Linked DNA regions of Mus musculus: region 1 is linked to region 2. Evidence: chromatin contacts called from ENCODE Hi-C or POLR2A ChIA-PET data. All regions are on one chromosome and are shown on one strand. Each heading gives the region's core, a stretch centred on a gene start or an enhancer-like site at or near the end of the contact. The rest is flanking DNA. Distances are from core to core; before and after follow the strand shown.

Region 1 (3,078 bases), core at 269-2,768, 40 kb before region 2:
CTGAGCCATCTCTCTGGCCCTGTAGGGTATTTTTATTTACTTAGTATTTTTGGAACAGGGTCTCCCTGGCTGGTCTGGAATTCACAGAGCTAAGTGAACCCCTGTGACACAGGTTCAAAGGTATGCATCATCACACCCAGCCATGTTTTAAAATTACATTCCATTTTTATGGGATGTCACACTAGACATCAAGAGGTCAAAGGATAACTTGCAGGAGTTAGTTCTCTCCCTCTACCTTGTAGGTGCTTGGGATTAAACTCGGGTCATCAGGCTTGGTGGCAACTGCAACTCTATTTCTAAAGTCCCATAACAGAGAATTGAATTGTATATATTTCAAAATTAATAGTAGAGCTTTTTCGGAGTTTTTTAATATTCCTAAAAATAGAGATTAAAATATGGGGGTAGGGGAAAGGTTCTGGTATCTTGCTTTTGTTTTCAAAGAATCAGCTTAAATTTCTTGTCCAATTCCACTATAAACTCGGAGCGTAGGACTCTTAGATTGCTTGACATCTGTAAGCCGGAAGGTTCCCCCCCTCCCCCCCCAGTTATTCTCGTGTCGTAAAGAATCATTTTCTGGGTCTTTTCCTTCTGCCTATAACAAGTGCCTTATCTTAGGATCTATTTATTGCTGCAGGGTTCAAGAAAGGCTCCCACATAATGACAACCACACAGGAACACTGCCCCCAAAGATATGTAGCTGGCAGCACCCTTCCCATTTGTTTTTGAGGGGAAAGGAGTTAAGACGTGTGTGTGTGTGTGTGTGTGTGTGTGTGTGTGTGTGTGTGTGCGTGCGTGTGTGTGTGGGTCTTCATTTGCTACCCAGGCTGGGTTCCCAGTTGCAGCCATGTTCCTGCCTCAACCTTCCATTTTACTGGGATTACAGGCATGAGCCAATCTCAACTCAAATCCTAGGGCTCATAAGGTGGTGTGGTTCCAGTGCTTTTCTGCACTGGAACCAAAAGCAAGGCCTAGGAGAGTTGAGCAAGAAGGCCCTCAATCTTAGACATGGAAATGGCAGAGGAACTCTCTCACAGGGCGGAGTGGAGCCTCGACAGTCAGAAGGGGTAAGAAAGAGACTGCGGACGGGGAGAGGGATCAGTGGACTTCCTAGCCTCTCAGCTCCGCCTGGGGTTTCCAAGGGTGATGCAGCCATCCGGGCTGTGACAGGGCCACCATCCCGCCTTTAGAATAGCAGGGTGTCTGTCTCTCCTCTACAGACTCCCTTGCCGTGCCCTCGAGGTCCTTCCACGTCCAGCTCATCCACCAAGCGGGCTGAGGCGGCGTCCTCGCAGGGTGACGCGGGTGGGAGCGAGGCGAGCCTGAAGGGAGGAGCGGGAGGCGGCCTGAGGAATCAGCGCGGCGCGCCCGCACGCCCCTCAACCCTCTCGCGGCCGCGCGCCTCCCGCCTCAGCAACGCGGCCCCGCGGGAGGGCGGGCGCGCGCGGCCGGAAGCGCCTTTCCCGGAAGGCAGGGGGGCGGTGCCGGCCTCGGGGCGGCTCGACCATGGCGGCGGCGCGCCGGGTGCTCGCAGCTTGAGCGGAGCCGCGCAGCAGGAGGATGGCCTCGCTCGGGTCAGCCGCGGCCGGGGAGCCGGCGACCGGAGCTGAGGCGGAGCCCGGCCCTCCGGCCCCGCCGCCGCCTCCGCCGCCGCCACCGGCTCCCTCGCCGTCCGCTCTCGGGCCGCTGCTGCCCCTGCAGCGCGAGCCGCTGTACAACTGGCAGGCCACCAAGGCGTCGCTCAAGGAGCGCTTCGCCTTCCTCTTCAACTCGGAGCTGCTGAGCGATGTGCGTTTCGTGCTGGGCAAGGGCCGAGGCGCGGCGGCCGCCGGGGGCCCGCAGCGCATCCCCGCCCACCGCTTCGTGCTGGCGGCCGGCAGCGCGGTCTTCGACGCCATGTTCAACGGCGGCATGGCCACGACGTCGGCCGAGATCGAGCTGCCGGACGTGGAGCCCGCCGCCTTCCTGGCGCTGCTGAGGTGAGCGGCGGGCGCGCGGAGCCGGCGGCCTGGAGGGTGGCGGCACCCAGCCCGGCCTGCGTCGACTCCCGAGTGACCTTGGGCTGGGCGAGTCGGCCTCCCTCGGGTCCTCCCCGGCAGGCAGGCGATGCTTGGGAAGGTCGGTCAGTGTCGCCATTCCCGGCGGTGGCGGGCGCTTTGCCGTTGAAGGGTGCTGTCACATTCCAGTAGCGGAATTGTCTGTCGCCCGGGCTTCATAATCGAGTGGGCAGACTAGAAGACGAGATAGGCTGTCCCGATTACCCACTTGCAGGATTCGTTTTTGTTTAAGGACCCGGGTGGATGAAGGGTCTTAGAGGACTGGGGTTGTCAGGGTCTCCACGGTTTGCTGTCAGGACTCTGGAAGATAATAGCCATAGCAGGTATCAGGCTGGCCTGCTTCAAGTTTCTGCAGTCAAGGTGACGGTTTTTGTATTCTAAAACACGCTAGTAGTGTTCGAGTTTGCTCTCCGATGATCTGAGGATAGGAGATTGATTGATAGCTGATTAGTTTGCTACTTAGTGGAAGGTAGTGGCATTGTGGCGTTGTTAATCACAGCAGTCCTAACTGTTAGGGAGGCATATCTTGTTGTTTTACCCCAGTTTTACAAATGGGACCGAGGCCCAGAAAAGTGACTTGTCCAAGGTAATCGAGCCAGCTCCCGGAGGACCGAAGATGGTGTTGGCTGCTTGAGTATAGTGTTGTTTTTAAGACAGCAGATTTTGAGTAATTCTGACGTAAACAGGCAAGTCAGTGGAGCACAAGAGTCCACAGAGGCTCATAGCTTCCTCAAGAAGATGCTTATGGAGGGAAATATAAAGTTCACACAAGAAATATATGTTAAGTTCCCATCAATAAATGGATAAAGGACAAGATGTAATAGAAAAGAAAAAAATACAACCAAGGAATGTGTGACCTCATTAGTAAATGAGGAAATGCAAATTAAAACAGTAAAGTGCTTTCTCCTTTTCATGAGCCCCACCTTTTGGGGGCGGAGATATGGGTTTGGCTTTTATTTTCTTGGACCTGGGCTCATTATTTAGACTTGGCCGATTTGGGGCTCGATATGTATTCCAAGCTGGC
Region 2 (3,035 bases), core at 324-2,823:
ACAGTAATGGAGACTATCAACAGCGCTTACTGCCCTCTTGGTCTGCTCTGCCTTCTTCAGCCTTCTGTCTCTGCTTTTGTCCTCACATTCAGAAGGCCAGAGAGAGAACCACGGCATTTATCCTTCCTACATGCCAAACAAACCCTTAACTCCATTGTCAAATCTAAGATCAAGTCTTAAGAATTTTACATTGGGTTTCTGCCATTTGGATTACAAACCCCTGTTCTTTCCATTGGGGCAAGTGGCTGTGTGACAGATTGACCTGAGGCGGGGTCCTGTCCTTTCTAGCTGGTGATGAGGTACTCTAGAGGTACCTGTGGAGAAGGCTGACGGTTCCTTAGAGGACATTGCTTCCCCCTCCTTTGCCCATCCAGGCACCATCAGAAATACACCAATCCGTGTTCCTCCCCTGATAAAAACTGTCAAGTCTCTAGAGCAGTGGTTCTCAACCTTCCTAATGCTGCAACCTTTTAATACAGTTCCTCATGCTGTGATGACTCCCAACGGTAACATTACTTTTGTTGCTACTTCCTAACTAATTTGGCTACTGTTATGAATCGTAATGTAAATATTTTTAGGGCATCATGATTTCACCTCAAAATTCATCAAATTACTACAGTATAGTTTTGGCTCCACTTTGTGCCTCTATTTGTAATGTATTTCAAAAAAGGTGTGGTGTGGTTTAACACCTGAATCACCTGAGTCTTAGGCTTTAGCCACTTTCTCACAACACACCACTTAACGTGTCATGTGGAAAGGGTGTCTCTGGGAGAGTAAAATGAGACATCCCATTCTGATCCCAACCTTTAGTGGCTGTTTTCAGCACTCACATTCCAGTCTCACCTGTTTGTGAATCTGAATGCTGTCGCCCTTTGACATTTGTCACAGTCTCTGTCCTCCTCCTTAACTCCCCTCTCACTGGCACAGGTCACTGATAATTTGGTTATGTATTCAGGTAGCTCCTTAACTATTCCACTTGGATGTCTCCAATCATTTCAAACTTAATGTACCCTGAAAACTCCCCCTCGGACTGCCACAACTGCTAGCCGTAGACTCGGGCATCTTCAGTTAATCTTTTCCCCATCTCAGATTATTCAGGTCCCAAAGATCCTCAAAATGGTAACAAGCCATCTCCCATTTAGGTAGCAGATCTTCCTACCTCTGGGCATATACCATCTATACATTCTAACCTTATTGGACAAGGCCAGTCCCTAACTTTAGCACTTGCATTGATTTGCCTCTGCTTCAGTTTCACGAACGGTTGTATTCAACTCCACAGTGGATCTCCTCTCCTTGCGCACTGCCCTGTGCGAATTGCCATGGTGCCGCGTTGGGCAGGCGAGCACCGAGGCTGGCTGCTCTTGCCAACCCTAAGGATAGGTGACAATTTTCCCTCTGCTGGCAAAGATGGCTCACCAATGGATCACACCCTGAGGCTGGCAGGTTGCAAAGGAAGGAAAACAGTGCCATCTCGGGGCGAGGTGGCACTCTTAGGTGCCGGCCGACGCGCCTGCCGCTTCCGCCCATGACTTGCGCAGGCGCACAGAACTCTTCCGCCACGCTGGCGCCTGCGTGGTTGGGATGCTGCTGCTTGCTGTAGGTCGGTGTGCTTGGCCTCTGTTAGACTCCTGTGTGGTTCCACAATGCCTAAGAAAGCCGGTGCGACAAGCAAGGCCAGTGGCAAGCCTCGTGTTGTGGAGAGGGTGGGCCACGGGGCTACACTGGCGGGGAACAGACGCAGCGCCTGGAGGGCGGAAGACCTCCCTTCGGGTCCAGGTCTGAGACTTCCTGGGTCGCACATTAGCTCGCCCTAAGGATGAGTAGGCTCCACTGCGCACCCGCTGACCACCGTCTTTGCTCTCTCACTCTGAGGGTTACACTTCCCGGCAGGCTGTGCGTTCTGCCTCCCTATGGTGGCTGATCGCTTCCTTCTGTCAATGAGACTGCACTCCCTCCCCTAATATCCCTTTGTTTTCTGTCGCTGTGATCCCAGCCCCTTGAAGTCAGGGAGTTTGAATCCTTATTCCTCTTCATACCCGCTGTCCGCATACTGCCCTGGAAGTTGTTTTCTGTTAAGTTGTTAGATGGCATTTAAATACCAGTCGTCGTTCTTTCTGCAATGGACTCCTCACCCACTCTTGAGCGTTAGGATGCATTGGCTATAAAGATGACTAATAAATGCCCCTTCTCTTGAGAAATAGAAACGATAAAGTAGACTGTGGGAACAAGTCCTAAGCTAGCCAAGAGATCTTAAGTAGAACACATACCTACACAGAGACAGCCCCACCCCACCCCCCTCTCTGTCTCTGTATGTTGGATCATGAAGGGATGTGGGAGGAGCACGGTGGTGGCTAGTTTCTGCATGTAGGCCCAGTTTAGTGAAGGTGAGGGTAGTGATGGCTCAAAATAACTGAAGTATTTTGTTACCTGTGAAATTGTGTGTCATTTTAGGGTAAAAACCAAACCAAAGAACCAGAGACAGCACCTCCTGCTGCAGGGCCTGTAGCAACTGACCCTAAAGGTTTTGTCACCATAGCCATTCATGCCAAACCTGGCTCCAGACAGAACGCTGTGACAGGTACGTCTGAGCACTGGGTGGGATTTGGATGTGGATAAAGCAGCGTTTTCATCTTATTTTTGCCTTGTTATCTAAAAGCTTATCCTGTAACTGTAAATGGTATTTTTTATGTCTGCGTTTAGAAGCTTCTCCATCTAAACATTCTATAGTCTCATATAGAGGTATTTGAAAGAAAATGTACAATATTTAATACCAAATCAGATGGAATCTGTGTATCTTTTCCTTTTTAAAAATGTGGTATTTTGTAGATGGGCCTGGTCATATATGCCAATAATTCACAAGTACTTAGTTAGGAACTGAGGCAGGAGGTCAGCTAGACTACAACAAGACCCTGTCTCTAAACAATAAAATGTTTAGGAAGGACACATTAGGAAATCTATGTATAGCTTAGACTATTCTTAGTTATTCCTGTTCCAAAGAGTTTATAAAGACACTAATGAGAAGCGATTCTTTGGTT

What was found. Hi-C counts contacts between places; a loop is a spot of excess contacts on that map. ChIA-PET counts read pairs that join two places held with the same protein, here RNA polymerase II (POLR2A).
Region 1: a map of gastrocnemius shows a loop between it and region 2 (7-fold over the local background). The contact joins the promoter of Btbd1 here to the promoter of 3110040N11Rik in region 2. A Hi-C loop is called at or near these places in 11 of 37 maps with a recorded cell type or tissue (adrenal gland, gastrocnemius, heart and 1 more). POLR2A ChIA-PET finds 5 or more read pairs at or near these places in 2 of 5 experiments (Patski and embryonic stem cell).

The regions. Positions count from the first base shown.
Region 1 is chr7:81,827,871-81,830,948 of GRCm38, reverse strand. Btbd1 (BTB (POZ) domain containing 1) reads left to right here and starts at 1,518. Exons shown (of 8, transcript NM_146193.2): 1 at 1,518-1,976. The coding sequence starts at 1,558.
Region 2 is chr7:81,787,993-81,791,027 of GRCm38, reverse strand. It overlaps 3110040N11Rik (RIKEN cDNA 3110040N11 gene), which reads left to right and starts at 1,573. Exons shown (of 5, transcript NM_026077.4): 1 at 1,573-1,673; 2 at 2,452-2,578. The coding sequence starts at 1,644.